Regions from separate parts of the Homo sapiens genome. Here region 2 is linked to region 1. A link is an interaction called in ENCODE POLR2A ChIA-PET data of the cell type or tissue named here. Cell type or tissue: GM12878. All regions are shown on one strand. Each heading gives the region's core, and the rest is flanking DNA. Links, peaks and the distances in the headings are about the cores only.

What was found. Peaks named below come from ENCODE experiments on the same cell type or tissue, not always from the same donor. Only the 100,000 strongest peaks of a DNase experiment are listed, where the experiment ranks them.
Region 2: POLR2A ChIA-PET joins it to region 1 with 10 read pairs; 2 of 35 experiments call an interaction of 5 or more read pairs at or near these places.

Annotation. Positions count from the first base shown.
Region 1 is chr21:29,054,585-29,062,930 of GRCh38, forward strand. CCT8 (chaperonin containing TCP1 subunit 8) reads right to left here. Exons shown (of 15, transcript NM_006585.4): 9 at 7,906-7,972; 10 at 7,744-7,831; 11 at 7,544-7,659; 12 at 6,912-6,983; 13 at 6,669-6,833; 14 at 5,957-6,076; 15 at 1,742-1,968. The coding sequence ends at 1,891. Among named protein-coding and RNA genes, the nearest start is that of CCT8, 15 kb to the right of the region's middle. In GM12878, for the core only: no CTCF peak of the experiment used is centred there; no DNase peak of the experiment used is centred there.
Region 2 is chr21:29,221,756-29,230,101 of GRCh38, forward strand. All of the region lies in intron 1 of LINC00189 (long intergenic non-protein coding RNA 189), which reads left to right. It also overlaps the pseudogene GAPDHP14. Among named protein-coding and RNA genes, the nearest start is that of LINC00189, 32 kb to the left of the region's middle. In GM12878, for the core only: no CTCF peak of the experiment used is centred there; no DNase peak of the experiment used is centred there; H3K27ac peaks cover 1,174 bases.

The sequences.
Region 1 (8,346 bases), core at 261-8,260:
ATTACAAGTGTGTTAATTTTTTTTTTTTTTTTTTTTTTTTTTTTTTGAGACGGAGTCTTGCTCTGTCGCCCAGGCTGGAGTGCAGTGGTGCGATCTCAGCTTACTGCAAGCTCTGCCTCCTAGGTTCACGCCATTCTCCTGTCTCAGCCTCCCGAGCAGCTGGGACTACAGGCGCCCGCCACCACGCCCAGCTAATTATTTGTATTTTTAGTAGAGACAGGGTTTCACCGTGTTAGCCAGGATGGTCTCGATCTCCTGACCTCGTGATCCACCTGCCTTGGCCTCCCAAAGTGCTGGGATTACAGGCTTGAGCCACCGCGCTGGGCCATACAAGTGTGTTAATTTTATAAGCATCTATATTGACAGCAGAATATAAATGGGAGCAATGTTTCTTTATAAGCCTTCTGATGCCATAGTGTGCATAAGCTGGGGTATACAAGGCCTTACTCTGTATTTGCTCTGTGCCAGTGGTCAACTGATTTTGGACAGATGTAAGACAAACCAGTCTCACTCCTATGAGTATAATTGGGTACCAAACCCCTTAATACCAGCATACCAGAGAAAGCCTGTGAACTGTCCCAAGTCAGCCACTGTTTGAGTTACATGCAACACAAAGAGCTTAGGGACACCAAGCGTCTCTGAACTTCTTGAAAGGTTCTCTGAGGACAACTTCGACATACGATGAACATTTCTAACTTGCTGTGGCAGTAATGAGAGTTGTATCATTCCTAACAAACACCTGTTGAGTTTATGTAATACCCAGTCAGTCATACTGCTTCTAAAATCTCTTGGAAAGAATACTAAAAACAGGCTGGTGCGGTGGCTTATGCTTGTAATCCCAGGACTCTGGGAGGTCAAGGCAGTAGGAAACGTTGAGCCCAGGAGTTTGAGACCAGCCTGGGTAACATAGTGAGACCCTATCTCTACAAAAAACTTAAAAATTAGCCAAATGTGGTAGTGTTTGCCTGTGTCCCCAGCTTTTCAGGAGGCGGAGGTGGGTGGATTGCCTGAGCCCAACAGCAGAGGTTGCAGTGAGCTGAGATTTTACCACTGCCTGTGCGACAGAGCAACACCCTGTCTCAAGAAATACATACACACACAATTTCAAACAGTATTAAGGACCTTACATAACCAACACATATAGTAGCACATGTCCTATAAAATTCAGTATGATTATTTATAATAATTTATTTATAATGTTCTTGGCTTTTTCAACACTCCTTACTGATTTTAACAAAATAGAATCTGCTTTATGAAAACTGACTTAATTTTGTATGTCAGTTTATCTATTTTCTAAGCATTTTTTTTGTACTTTGCTAAGTCGAGTGTCTTCAACAAATTATTAATTGCTATTGAAACAAGTCACCTTGAGTCAGGAATTCCAGAGCTGTGACAAAAACACTGGAAATCTAGTCCAGGTGTTGGCAGCACTTTCCTGTAGAGGGCCAGATAGTAAATATTTTAGGCTTTGTAGGCCCATTTGGTCTCTGTCAAAAATAAAGATACTTAACTCTGCCACTCCCTTGTTAGAAAGCAACTGCAGACAATATGTAATGGTATGAGCATGGCTGTGTTCCAATAACTTATTTACACAAACAGGCAGTAGGCCAGATATACATGGGTAATAGGCCTCTACTTACATAAGTGACTTGCCTTAAGTCCCACAGCTAATGTGATTAACAAGGTTGAGAGGAACACAAGTCATTTAGAGCCAATAACCGTGGTCATTAGACAATAAGGCTTTGACAGTAACAATATGTTTATTATAACATCCAGCCAAGAATACAAACACAAAATAACTCTTAATTTAAGGAGAATAAGAAAACATCAGGTGATTCTTGAGTACTACTACAAATACAGCCTTCACCTACAGTAAAAATTAAGCCAATTTCAATCATTTTGGTCATCATCCCAGTCTTTCTTCCCACTTGGAGGCTTGGGCCCACCAGCTGGTTTTGCCATGATGATCTGCATAAAAAAGAATCACACAAGAGTATGCTTATCAACTTAACCTTTAGAATGAAAAGAATGCTTCTATTAGCATGATTTAAGATTAAGCAGTCTTCTTGGTATAATTATGTACTGCATATAAAACACTACAGCACAGAGTTTGCTAGCTCCCTTGTTAGAAATTCAATTGTAAACTTTCAGCGCATGAGAAAGTTTACTGCTTTTATGGATAACCGCAATAAAATCCACAGAGATTAGTGAACATTCCAAGACATGCACTTCAATAACTCAAAAAGCTGAAAGTGAAAATATGTGCATGCATCACTGGTGTAAGTCGGTCAGTTTGGCACCTGATTTGCTATTTATATATGAGATGTGTCTTGCCAACCATCTCTGTCCCAATTTCCTTGTGGTTTAGGAGCTTTAGGCCCACCTGCCAGCTTTGCCATTATAATCTAAAGTAGTTGATACATAAGTATATACAAAGTTTAACACTGAAATTTTCTAAAACCTGTAAATGAGAATCATTCAAGCAGCCAGGAATTTTCATAAACAAAAATCTAAGTTCCCAACTTAAAAAAAAAAGCGCCACAAACCTCACCTTACTTTATCTAAAATAAATAGGTTTTAGCTTTTTTTTTTTTTTTCTTTTTGAGACGGAGTCTTGCTCTGTTGCCCAGGCTAGAGAGTGCAGTGGCGCGATCTTGGCTCAATGCAACCTCTGCCTCCTGGGTTCAAGCAATTCTCCTGCCTCAGCCTCCTGAGTAACTGGGATTACAGGTGCCCATCACCATGCCCGGCTAAGTTTTTACTTTTAGTAGAGACGGGGTTTCACCACGTTGGCCAGGCTGGTCTCAAACTCCTGCATGATCCACCCGCCTCAGCCTCCCAAAGTGTTGGGATTATAGGTGTGAGCCACTGCGCTCGGCTGGAAAACATCTTAATTACCATCTGCAAACCTGAACTGGGCAGTGGCTCATGCCTGTAATCCTAGCACTTTGGGAGGCCAAGGTTTGAGGCCAGGAGTTTGAGACCAGCCTGGGCAACAAAGTGAGACCTAGTCTACAAAAACTAAAAATATATATATATATAAAATATATATATAACATTTGATAATATATATATGATATATGTATCATATATACGATACATATATCATACATATATCATATATAATATATATCATACATATATGTATGATATATATATCATGTATATGTATGATATGAGATATATATGATATATATGAGATATGTATGATATATACATATGTATGATATATACATATGATATGTGTGATATATACATATCAGATATATATGATATATATCTCAGCCAACCATGACAGCACCTGCCTACAGTCCCAGCTATTCGGGATGTTAAGGCAGAAGAATCACTGGAACTCAGGATTTTGAGGCTGTGGTGAGCTGATTATGATTGTGCCACTGTCCTCCAGCCTGGGTGATAGAGTAAGACCTTATCACAACAACAACAAAAAAGATACCTAAACCTGAAATTCTCAGAATAACATGTTACCAATTGAGAGTAATTTCAGACTGAATTAAAGGCATTAAGCATAATTTTAGAACCTAAGTGCACATTGATTTTAAAAAGTAACTAAAAGCTGGGTGTGGTGGCTCATGCCTGTAATCCCAGCACTTTGGGAGGCCAAGGCGGACAGATCACGAGGTCAAGAGATCGAGACCATCCTGGCCAACATGGTGAAACCCCGTCTCTACTAAAAATACAAAAAAAAATTAGGTGGGCATGGTGGCATGCGCCTGTAGTCCCAGCTACTCGGGAGGCTGATGCAGCAGAATTGCTTGAACCTGGGAGGTGGCGGTTGCAGTAAGCTGAGATCACACCACTGCACTCCAGCCTGGTGACAGAGCAAGACTCCATCTCAAAGAAAAAAAAGAAACAAACACTAAAACAAGTAGTTCCCAAACTTTAGTGGGCACCATAATCAAAAGTGCTCATTAAAACAGACTGCTAGGCCTCTTCCAGCATTTCTGATATTGGTGGGTCTGGAGTGACATCTGAGAATCTGTATTTCTTCTTTTTTTTTTTTTTTTGAGATGGAGTCTTGCTCTGTCGCCCAGGCTGGAGTACAGTGGTGCCATCTCTACTCACTGCAGGCTCCACCTCCCAGGTTCATGCCATGCTCCTGCCTCAGCCTCCCGAGTAGCTGGGACTACAGGCATCTGCCACCACGCCCAGCTAATTTTTTGTTTTTTTTAGTAGAGACGGGATTTCACCATGTTAGCCAGGATGGTCTCAACCTCCTGACCTCGTGATCCTCCTGCCTTGGCCTCCCAAAGTGCTGGGATTACAGGCGTGAGCCACCGCGCCTGGCCTCCAAGAATCTGTATTTCTTATTTATTTTTAGTTTTTTAAAAGATGGAGTGTCACTCTGTCAACCAGGCTGGAGTGCCATGATGTGATCACAGCTCACTGCAGCCTTCAACTCCTGGGCTCAAGTGATCCTCCCACCTCAGCCTCCTGCGTAGCTGGGACTACAGGTGTGAGCCACCATACCTGGCTGAGAACTGTCATTCTAACAAGTTCTCAGGTGATGTTGATACTATTTTGGGACCATACTTTGAGAACTAGTGAAATAGACATTCCAACAAAGATTAATCCAGTCCGTACTACACTATCCAATGCTTAAAGCTTGATGTGCAATTCCTTTTCTAGAATATATACTATACAAATTTAGGTTCATTATACTATACACTATATACACAAACTGGTTAATACAGTTGGATGGGTTCTTTAGATACATACTTCACATAGAGTGCAAAGACTGGGGGAACAGATCAACCAACAACTTCCCCTACCATAAGATAAAGCAGACTTCCTAGTTTAAAGCCAAAATTCAAACTGCCTTTGTGACCAAGGGTGGTGGTTATTGTCTTGCTTGAATAATTGACATTCAAAGTTCCTAACACAGTTGGAATTTCTGCGTTCCTTATGCTGCAGTCTACTTAGCTTCTTCCGTCCCTGCTATTTTTGGTTTCCCCTTTTATTCTTAGCCACATTCTAATTTCTAGAATAAGTATTTTCTTAGGTTTCTATTTAAGAACTCAAACATATTCTTCCATTGAAAATCACCTAATAAGCTGACAGAGAAACCCGTTAATCTGGTACATAAACATCTAGTTTCTGCTTATTTTCAATGACTTGAAACTAAATATCCAGTTCCATTTTTGGTCATCTCTTGCTATCATAGTTCTTCCAATAAATTTGTTATAATTACCACCAACTGGTCCTTACTGTACTTAAAAGCTGAAATGTCTTTCCACTGATTTCTACTTAGGACTTACTCCACCTTTAATATGACATATGACTTTTACCTAATGGATGTATACTGTCCCTCTAGCAAATTAAAATTTTCTATTAAGTACTTATAAATAGTCATTGCTTATTAATTACTTCTAGAATTTTGTGGGGAAATGTATTTAATTAAGTTTGCCAGAAAATACCTTTTGGAAAAATAATTATGATTTCAGGTTTACTTCTATATATAGAACAGTCTACCACAATTCTTCAAAAAAAAAAAAAAAAGGGTAGAAATATGATTTTAAACACCTTTAACATCTTTTAGTATCTCAAGCTGTAATTTGTCATAGCAGAAAAAATTTTCAATGCCCAGTCCTCTTATCTGCAGACAGCTAGAGACTCCATTTTCCTTCAAGCTGGTGGTCTGCAATGTCTGCTTGAGAGCTTTATGGTCCTTCCAAATTCCATGTTAGTATTATATATTAAATTTACTCTCTAAATTATTTGTACAAATGGGTTCTAAGGCTAAAAGGTTTGAAAGTTATATATTCAATACAATTTATAATAGAAGAAAAAAATTGGAGGGGGGCACATAGTATCTCTAATAGGTGAGGACTAAGAATCCTTTGAATTAGAACTATGCTATGTTCTAGTTCTGGGAAAATATACTATTAAACAGTATGCAAATGAGTATTTTTAAAGATCAAAATTTCACTTTGCTCACCTGATCCACTCTAAGTACAGTGACTGCAGCATTAGTAGCGAGTTTGATAGCCCAATATTTTCCCAGGTAAGTATCTAGAATACCAGCTTCCAGCATGTCCTTTACAGCAGGGACTTCAGCCTGTCAAACACAATTTTCATCCTTTCATTTAAAATCCTTTTATGTGAAAATGTTTACACCCACAAAAAGCCTCACATAGCTCCTTAAATAGTACTGGAAAGTAACCAAGCACAGTCCTACCTTATAGAGTCATCCTTTAGTATGTGAGGATTGGTTCTAGCACCTCCAAGGATGCCAAAATCTGTGGATGCTCAAATCCCTTACATAAAATGGCATGGTGTTTGGATATAATCTATGCACATCCTCTCATATACTTTAAATCGTCTCCAGATTAATTATATAACATAGTGTAAATAGTTGTTATAGTGTATTTTTAAATGTCTTTAGTTTTTCCAAATATTTTCAATCTGTGGTTGGTTGAATCAATGGATACAGAACTGGGCTGACTACACACTACAGAACAAAAGACTATCAATAAAACAGAAGGAAAATGAAACGTTCCTCCATCAGACAACCTATGTAAAAACTAAGAAAATAATCTGCTCCCAAATCAGAACACTGTTTCTCATTGATATTTCTTTTAAACTCATACTATTTTTAGGTTGTGCATTCCCCAAATAAAGCAATTTAAGTTCAGTGTTTTTTCAAATACCTCAATATCTAATCCAACGTTTTTATTTCCTTCTTGATGTACTGCATAAAGTTTAGAGATTACTTCATTGGCCTTAACTCCAGAGTTTTCTGCCAGTGCGCGGGGAATAGCTTCAAATGCCTCAGCAAACTTCTTAATAGCATACTGTTCAAGTCCAGGACATGTCTAAAACAAAAATGCGTTAATTACTGTCTTTTATTCAAGCAATGGAAAGAAAGTCAATTTATACAGAAAAAGCTGTACCTCTCCATATGATGTGATCTGTTTGGCTAATTCAATTTCTGTTGCTCCACCTCCGGGTACAAGACGTTTATCCTGTATGTAGCGCCCCCACCAAAAAAAAAATGAACACAAAACAAATTCACTAAAAATCAGTTTGCAGTTTTCTAATCTTTTCACATTCCAGTACCCCACCAAACAGGAGTTTTTATCAGTCATTGTTACTCAAATACATATTACAAATTTGGTAAAAATGAGTGGGTGGGGCAAATTTTCTTAGTGCACAGTGTCTGGTGTATGAAAAGGACCAAAGTGAAGAATGGGAATAGTACCGTATCATTTTTGCATATCCACAGATATAGCACTAAGAACTGCTTTAGCAACTAACAGTACATTACAATGGAAAACAACGATAAACAATTTTTTTTAAAGCTCTGTTTTGCTGTTAACTCCTCTGTACAATCTTTTTTGGAAACTATCATATTCACTAACAATGGACACTTAAGTCTTAGGTAAAAACAAAAACAGGTGCTTCATTTCATATAAACCACTCATTCTGAAGTTCTCATGATGTGCAAGAGTCTGCAAACTGTACTTTTAAGACCATACAAATTACTCAGACCTTACAAACTACTAAGAATATTGCTGATACTGACCCTTGTAAGAACTTTGAAAGTATTAACACCATCGTCTACTGCCCTTTCTATGTCATCCATCAGATTGTCTGTAGAGCCTCGAAGTACTATGGTAGAAATGGCGCCATCTTCCTTTTCTATCAAAAAATTAAATATATTTGGTGATTAAATACAAGAAGCTAAAGCCCTACACTTAAACATGTTTTACCATTCCTACATACCATGCTTAAAAACCACCACCTGAGTATCTCCAACTTCTGAGAGGTAAACACTGTCACAGTGTCCCATTTCTTCAAGGACAGGAGGTGTCTGTAAGAAAGTGACTGTTGTAATAAAAATTCCATCTTGTTCAACTATCTTTTAGTGTTTTCCAAAATACATACCAATCTAGGAAGAGCTGTAGCACCAACAGTTTTACAAAGTCTTCGGAGATCCCATTTTGAGTTTAGCCTTTAAAAAACACAAAGACCTTAATAAAAGTTTTAATCAATTTCAGATAGCATATAAAGTTCAAATTAAAGAGGAACCTGTATACCAGCCCCCATGTCACATTCCTTTGACAATGGATTTTAACTCAGAACATGTCTGGATTGCAATGAACACTAAGGCCAGGAAGCTGATTCCTGACTCTCTGAGTGAGTCCAGCTGGCCAATAGTACCACATCTTAAGCCTGTGTTGTATGGCATTGTTCTAGAATTGGGAGAATGGAAGTCACTTTAGGATGTCAGTGGTTTATAGTTCTAAAACACCAGAGAAACCCTTACAAAACTCAACAGCATATAGAAAATTTTTGCTTTACTTTGTGCAATCAATGTTCTGTGAA
Region 2 (8,346 bases), core at 53-8,052, 170 kb after region 1:
ATCTGAAGTCCAGAACAGATTTTTCTCTTCGAGAGAAAATTAGTTTTTTAATGTTTGAATGGACATTGAGTAAAATGTATCATGAAAATATCTAATAATTTACCATGCCACCAAGATGGCACAGCCTCAGAGCCATGCTGAGATCAGAAGAAAATTGAAATAATTGGTAGAGTACAAAGGGCTTCATTTTTCTTTTCCTTTTTGGCAATAAACTGGCTCCATTACAGTGTTAGTGAGTTTCAGAAAATGGATGGTTATTGACATGAGATTACTTGTGAAGCATAGTGTAGATCATTCAGTTGAAAAGGATTGTGTTTTTTTCTTTTTAAGCCCAAAGTACTATATTTAGGTCAATATTTAAACACATGGTAGAACTTATTAAAAGTAGTAAAATTGAAATGTTTGTCACTTAATGAATGATTGGCAACCTTGCTTAAGATATCTTGGCCACGTGTGGGCTCATAAGCAAGATCCTTAAGGTATTTAAAAGGAAATTAGGCTCTCTGCTCCTCCGGTTTGGCAGCCACATTTTCTCATGCAGTGTCAGCCGTGTCCCTGAGACACCATGGTGGAAGTGCAGGTCAGACTAAACGGATTTGGCCATATTGAGTGCCTGGTCACCAAGGCTGCTTTTAACTTTGGGAAGCAGATATTGTTGTCATCAATGATCCTTTCATTGACCTCAACTACATGCTCTGCATATTCCAGTATGATTCCATGGCATTGGCAAGGCTGAGAATGGGAAACTTGTCATCAGTGGAAATCCTATCACCGTGTTCCCGGAGGAAGATCCCACCAAAAGCAAATGGGGTGATGCCAGTGCTCATTATGTTGGGGAGCCCACTGGCATCTTCACTCCCACTCCCATGGAGAAGGCTGGGGCATACTGAGAGTAGGGAGTCAAAATGGTCATCATCTCTGCCCTGTCTGTTGATGACCCCATGTTCGTGATGGGGGTGAACCATGAGAAGTTCAAAAACAGCCTCAAGATCATCAGCGATGCCTCCTGTACCACCAACTTCTTCGCACCCCTGGTCAAGGTCATCCATGCCAACTTTGGCATCATGACTTATGACCACAGTCCATGCCATCACTGCCACCTACAAGACCAGGGAATGGCCCCTCTGGGAAACAGTGGTGCGACAGCCGCGGGACTCTCCAGAACATCATCTGTGCATCTACTGGTGCTGCATCTACCAAGCTGAACAGGAAGCTCACTGGCATGTCCTCACCACCAATATGTCGGTCATGGACCTGACCTGCCATCTGGAGAAACCTGCCAAATATGATTACATCAAGAAGGTGGTGATGCAGGCATTGGAGGGCCCCTTCAAGGGCATCTTGGGCTACACTGAGCACCAGGCTGTCTCCTCCAACTTTAACAGTGACATTTACTCTTCCACTTTCCATGCTGGATCAGCATTGCCCCCAACAACCACTTTTTCAAGTTCATATCCTGGTATGATAGTGAATTTGGCTACAGCAATAGGGTGGTAGGCCTCAAAGGAGTAAGGCCCCCAGACTGCCAGCCCCAGCGAGAGCACGAGAGGGAAAAGAGAGGCCCTCAGCTGCTGGGGAGTCCATGCCACACCCAGTCCCCCATGACAGTGAGAATCTCCCTGCCTCACTGGTTCCATGGCAAACACCCTGAAGTGGGAGGGGCCTAGGGAGCCCCACCTTGTGTACCATCAATAAAGTCTCCTGTACTCAAAAAAAGAAAAGAAAAGAAATTATACTGAAAGATAGTATTTAATAAAGAGTTCAGATGTTTTATGTTCATATGTGAATCAGTATCAGGCAATGGATTTATCATTTTGGAAATTAAGCTCCCTTGTAAAAAATATCTGAGTTGTTTATTGAGTTACAGGCACTTTCTTATAAAGCTCCAGTTGTTGCTTTTCTCAGAGAACTGGGAAGCCCCTTTCAATTTTGTTGTGTTCTGTGAACAGCTTTCCACCCCGAAGACTGGAAAATCTCTTTTCTAACCATGGGAGAAAAACTGAAGCAGAAACAGCAAGAAATACAGGTATTTTGACAAAAGGATTTTCTCATCCCAGTGCTTTCTTACTGCCTGAAATTCTAGTAGTTAACAATTCTTCAAGAGTCAGATACTTGTCACAGTGTGATATGGTTTGGGTCTGTGTCCCCACCCAAATCTTACCTTGAATTATAATCTGAATTGTAATTCCCACATGTTGAAGGAGGGAGCTAGTGGGAGATGATTGGATTATGGGGGCGGTTTCCACCATGCTGTACTCATGATAGTGAGTGAGTTCTCATGAGATCTGACGGTTTTATAAGTGGCAGTTTCCCCTGCGTGCTCCTCTCTTTCCTGCCACCGTGTAATACATACCTTGCTTCCCCTTCCCCTTCTGCCATGATTGTAAGTTTCCTGAGGCCTTTCCAGCCATGAGGAACTGTGAGTCAATTCAACCTCTTTTGTTTATAAATTACTCAGTCTCAGGTAGTATCTTTGTAGCACTGTGAGAACGGACTAATATACAATGACTCAGAAAGAAAAAGACATCTTTTGACTTTGGAGGGATATATTTTTAGGGTGAGATGATATAAATGGGGATCTCACGGTACCAGGATAGTTGACCTCAGTTGACCAAAGAGCCTAAGCTGAAAAACAAAAATAGTAGCTTATTTTTAAAAATAGCTAATGCTATAGAGGAAAGCAGTAAGTAACTTGGAGAAAAGGCAGAGAAAGCACAAACACGGTCAACATCTGGAGAAGCTTGAACCTCATATGGCAGATCATAATTGTAACACAATTGCTTATTTTATACCCTGAAAATTTTCAGTTCTAAATGAAATCTTGCTGGGTAAGAATATTTTTCAATGACTATTTTAAAGAAAAGCAATTCTGCCAGTTTTGTGGTATATGGTTATTAAAGAGTTAAAGAGCAACAGTTAAGTCATATTGTTAATACTGTGGCATAGAAAATAATCTAATCATGTCCTTTGCCCATTTCTAAATTGGATTAATTTTACTAATATATTTTATTTAACCCAATATATATAAATGTTTCATCATGTAATCAACATAAAATGTTAATGAGATTTTTACCTTTTTATTCATAAAGTCTTCAAAATTCAGGATGTATTTTATATTCGGAATGAAACTCAGTTTAAAGTGGTCACATTTCAAGTGCTCAAAACACAGATGTAGCTGTCATATTGAACAGCACACTGCAGATAGTTCTCATTTCTAGCTGGGTGTTTGGCTTTGCAGAAGTCTGAGGTCCGTATGGTTTTTTTTCTCCTTGTAGGTGATTAGCTTTCTGATACCTGAACAATTATTTTTCATTCTTACAATTCAATAACTTAACAAAGATACATATCAAAGAGGTCCATACTTAATTTTCATGTTCATTCACTGTGCCAATTGAGTTCTCATTTCAGGACTGTTACTTATTTTGTGATATATCTTTGTAATACTTTTCTTATTCCACTGTTGAGTTATTTTTTCTTCTGAGACATCAGTTAACATTTGTTGGGCTCTCTATTTTTGTCCTCCATATCTAGTAGTTTCTTTATGATTCTTTAAGCACCTCATGTTATTTGCATTACTGTAATTATCACAATCTTTTTCTAAATGTAAGTATATTGATTTTGTTTTCTGCTCTTTTGATCTTATTTAACTTGTGTTTTTAGCTTGCTTAATTTTGATGACATTATTTTGGTTCTTATTTCCTGTTTCATACTACAGCATTCTTTATATTCTAATCTTTTTGCTCTCATTTTGTCAAATTCAAGTGGCTATTGTAAGCTTGTCCTATTACTCAAAGCTTTTTTGAAAATGTTCCTTCTTACTGCAGTCGAGTCATATAAATGAATAAACAACAAAAATATACAAGAGAATTTTTTTAAAAAGAAAACTAAAGAAAATGTTCCTTCTGTTTCTTGTTTGCTTTAGTTTTTTTTCCCTTAAGATTAGGTTGTTTATTTGGTATCTAGCTAATGTTGGTCTTGTAAAATAAAGTGGGAAGTGTTTCCTCCTCTTCTAAGGAAGAGCTTATGTGGAATTTGTGCTATTTCTTTTTTAAATGTTTGGTAGAACTGATTGGTGAAATAATTTGTCCAAGAGATACCTTTTTCAGATGTTTAAACTATCAATTCAATTTCTTTAATAGTTTTAGGACTATCCAGGTTATCTATTTCATCTTAGGTAAGCTTTGGTATTTATTGATTTTGGAGAAATTGGTCCATTTTATCTCAGTTGTCAAATGTATGTGTATAGAATTACTTGTAGCCATTATATATTATCTTTTTTTCACATCCATGGGGTTTGTAGTCATATATTCTCTTTCACTCCTGATCTTGCCAAGTCAGTTCCAAATAATAGAAATTTTCAGTTGATAGAATTCCAAGAAAATTAGATTTTATCTCAAAGAATTCCAAGAAAATTAGATTTTATCTCAAAGTAAAACAAAATAAGACCTCTAGATCTTGAAATCGATGTATCTCAAGTTAATATGTTCAAAATGAATTTCATCATCTGTTTTCCAATTCCTTTTCCTGTTACATACCTTTCTTTTTCAAATGTCACTTATCCAAGACAAAAACTGGGGTACTTCACTATCCCCTTTCCCTAATCCCCCAACTGGTGTGTTAGTTTTGAAAGTTTGCCTTTTTAATATCTCTAGGAGGCATTCCATTTTCTCTAGCCTATCTGCACTGCACTTGTTCAGATTCCCTTTACTTCTTTCCAGGATTATTTCAGAAGCCTCTAAATGATTTTTCCGCCTTTGGCTTTAGCTTCCTTCTAAACTATTCTCTATGTTGTAGCCAAGCCATATTTTTAAAGTATGATTCTAGGAATATTATCTACCCCTCACTATCATGGAAATCCTTTAGAGTTTGCCTTAGTCTTTCAGGCTGCTATAACAAAAATCCATAAACTTAGGTGGCTTATAAACAATAAACATTTGTTTCACACAGTTCTGGAGCCTGAGAAGTCCACGATCAAGATGCCAATACATTCAGTGTCTGGGGAGGGTCTATTTCTGGTTCATAGAAGACGTCCTCTAGCTGTGTCCTCACATGGTGGAAGGCTCAAGCTAGCTCTCTGAAGCCTCTTTTACAAGGGCACTCATCCAATTAATGAAGTCTCTGCCCTCATGACCTAATCACTCCACAAAAGGTCACACTTCCTAATATCATCATGTTGGGGGTTAGGATTTCACCATATGAATTTTGGGGGACACAAACAGAACATAGCAGAGGCCCTCTGCAGTGGTTGAGATAGAGAATAAACTCCCAGGCACATTTGCTCTTTCTGTGTTTTTGTTTGTTTATTTGTTTGTTTGTTTGTGATCAGATCCCTGCCAGTGTCCATTTTCACATGTTGACACTCTCTTGTTTTTGTACTCCAGCCATTGCGTTTATTTCACCAAGCTTTTATTCATCTCTGTGACTTTACACAAATTGTTCTTTATGCTTGGGGTGCTCTCCCTTGTCACAGCTCCTCTCCTGTCTAAGACATGCTTAGAAGATTCAAGAATAAGCTCCTTTGGTGGCCTCCCTGACCTTCCTCATCTCAGTCCCCTGTGTACTCTCAAAATATCCTGTACACGCTGTTTGACACTTACATTTTACTTGTCTAAGCCCGCTTCAGGCAGAGACTGTATCTTTTTCATATTTATCTTGGTACATAGTAAGTACTCAATAATTATTGAGTGAAGTTCAAATCTTTTGCATTAAGGGATATGAAATTCCAACTGGAAAAGTTAACAATTGTAATGTGAGAATAATATCTTTAATTAATTTTGTTTGCTTGCATATTTTCATTTTGTCCTTATAGTAACTCTGTGAATTAACAGGAACCCTCAATTGAATAGAGAAACAAAGTGAGGCTTGGGAGGGTTGGTAATTTTCCCAAAGTAACTCAGCTAATAAGTGGCAGAACCAGGAGTCTGGTATGTGGTCTTAATTTAAAGCTGTTTTCTTCCCACTCTAACATCAAGCCCAGAATAGGAGAATAAAGGGTAAGAGAACCTGAAGGTGTTTTAAATGTGCTCATACCCCCAGTATTAGGTAAATTACTTTTCAGGGTATAAAGGTCTCCTGGATGTGTTATCAGAGACAGTAGGGAACTGCAGAGATGAAAGAAGCTTGGAAATGTGCAAATATTTAAAAAGTGTATCTGAGAAATCCTTTTCTCAGAATTTTTTATTAGCTAGATCGTTGTTGAACATTTGGAATAGAAGATGGCAATCAATCAGGACTGACACACGTTTCCTTCGAATAGATCAGGTAAAGTAAACTCCAATTTTCTTTCTATTCTAAGTTTCCTAGATTGTATGATCACAATAAAATAGCAGACAAAATGTTCACTTATTTGTTCTGGGACCACCCCTCCCCCCCACCACCAGTTGTCATCATTGGGCCAAAATCCACACAGAATAAGATAAAGTAATCAGCAAATTCAAATGAATTAGCAAGGACCAGTCTCAAGACTGTCTACAAAAAGAATGATCAGATCTTAACTCTAAGTCCTCAAAGGCTTCATCTTCCATGACCCAAGTGGGTGGTCTCCATCTCTATTATCATTGTATGGTATCTACTGCATCCTATAATGTACTTATCCTTTCATGCACCCTAAACATTTCTACAATATCCTAGCAGAGTGAAGAGGCATATTGCCTAGAAACATGGGAGTTTTCAAAGGGATAAGGATTTCTTCATTGTCATGACCTTTTGTACATGATGTACATGATTTGGTGGTGTGTCCCACTATCTGGGCCTTGTGGTTTCCTTACAGACAGTTTCTGCTGTTGTTTTTGTGGTTGGTTCCTCCTTCAGCCTTCTTATCCGTTAGATATCTGTGCAGTTCTTCATTTTTCTTCATAAAAGTAACAATAAACAGCACAAATGAACCCCTGGCAACCTTTATTATTGTATTATACATGAATAAAGCCTATTTTAATAATCTTATGAGCGAGATAAAAGCATGTGGGATGGCTACCTCTGATGTTCCAGATGATTTTTTAAGTAGTTGGACAGTCACACAAAAAGGGTATAAACCAAGGGAGGTCAACCTTAAAAGAAGTTTCTTTGTTCTTTGACTTCTGTGAAAATGTTATCGGAGACTTGAATATAAGCATAAAAGCCACATTTATCAAATTTAAAAATTTATAATGCAAAAAGCTGCCAGCTTAGCGAAAAGAACTCTTTTTTTTTTCTTTTTTTGCTGCTAGTTGAAGATGAAAATTCTAAGTAATCTCACCAGGTTGGACAACTGGCTATGAAATGGCATGAAATATGTAAGTTACTATTGTCAGCTTTAAAAGAGCAAATCTGCAATGATAAGATATAAGATCTGAAAATCTTTGTGGCAGCAGCTTTTGTAAAAACGAAAATAAGACATAAACAAATAAATTAATTACAAATTTGCTGTGAGACCAAAATACCACACAGCCCCCAAAAGCTGAGATAGTCACTGCAGATATTGAAGATCTGCATTCTAAACCACATGTTTTATCCCCAATGTTCAGCTCAATGTATTGTGCTTGGTAGATTCTTAATTATTATTTGTTCAGTAACAAATATAATGATCAGGTCTTTGCAGGAGTATTAAATTAAAATTTGTCTGTTACACTTTAATGGTCAGTTGTTAACCTGGAGTGCACACAAATAATGATAGATCAGCAAGGAGGGTCTAAAAACCACATACTAGGAAGTCCAATGGAAGAATTAGGCGTGTACAGAAGAGAAGGTTAATTTATTAAGAGACCGGCTATTAGGCCGGGCGCGGTGGCTCACGCCTGTAATCCCAGCACTTTGGGAGGCCGAGGCGGGTGGATCATGAGGTCAGGAGATCGAGACCATCCTGGCTAACAAGGTGAAACCCCGTCTCTACTAAAAATACAAAAAATTAGCCGGGCGCGGTGGCGGGCACCTGTAGTCCCAGCTACTCGGGAGGCTGAGGCAGGAGAATGGCGTGAACCCGGGAAGCGGAGCTTGCAGTGAGCCGAGATTGCGCCACTGCAGTCCGCAGTCCGACCTGGGCGACAGAGCGAGACTCCGTCTCAAAAAAAAAAAAAAAAAAAAAAAAAAAAAAAAAAAAAGGGGGCCGGCTATTTTATTATAGATTGTCTTATTCTGTCCCAAGGGAAGTATTCTAATTGATGTTATAGGGAGGCAGGTTTAAACTCAGTATTAAGAAGAGCTTTCTATAATTAATAAAAGACAATGATATGGACTTGTATTAGTTTGTTGTCACACAGCTATAAAGAGCTACCCGAGACTGGGTAATTTATAAAGAAAGGAGTTTTAATTGACTTACAGTTCCACATAGCTGGGGAGGCCTCAGGAAACTTATAATCATGGCAGAAGGTA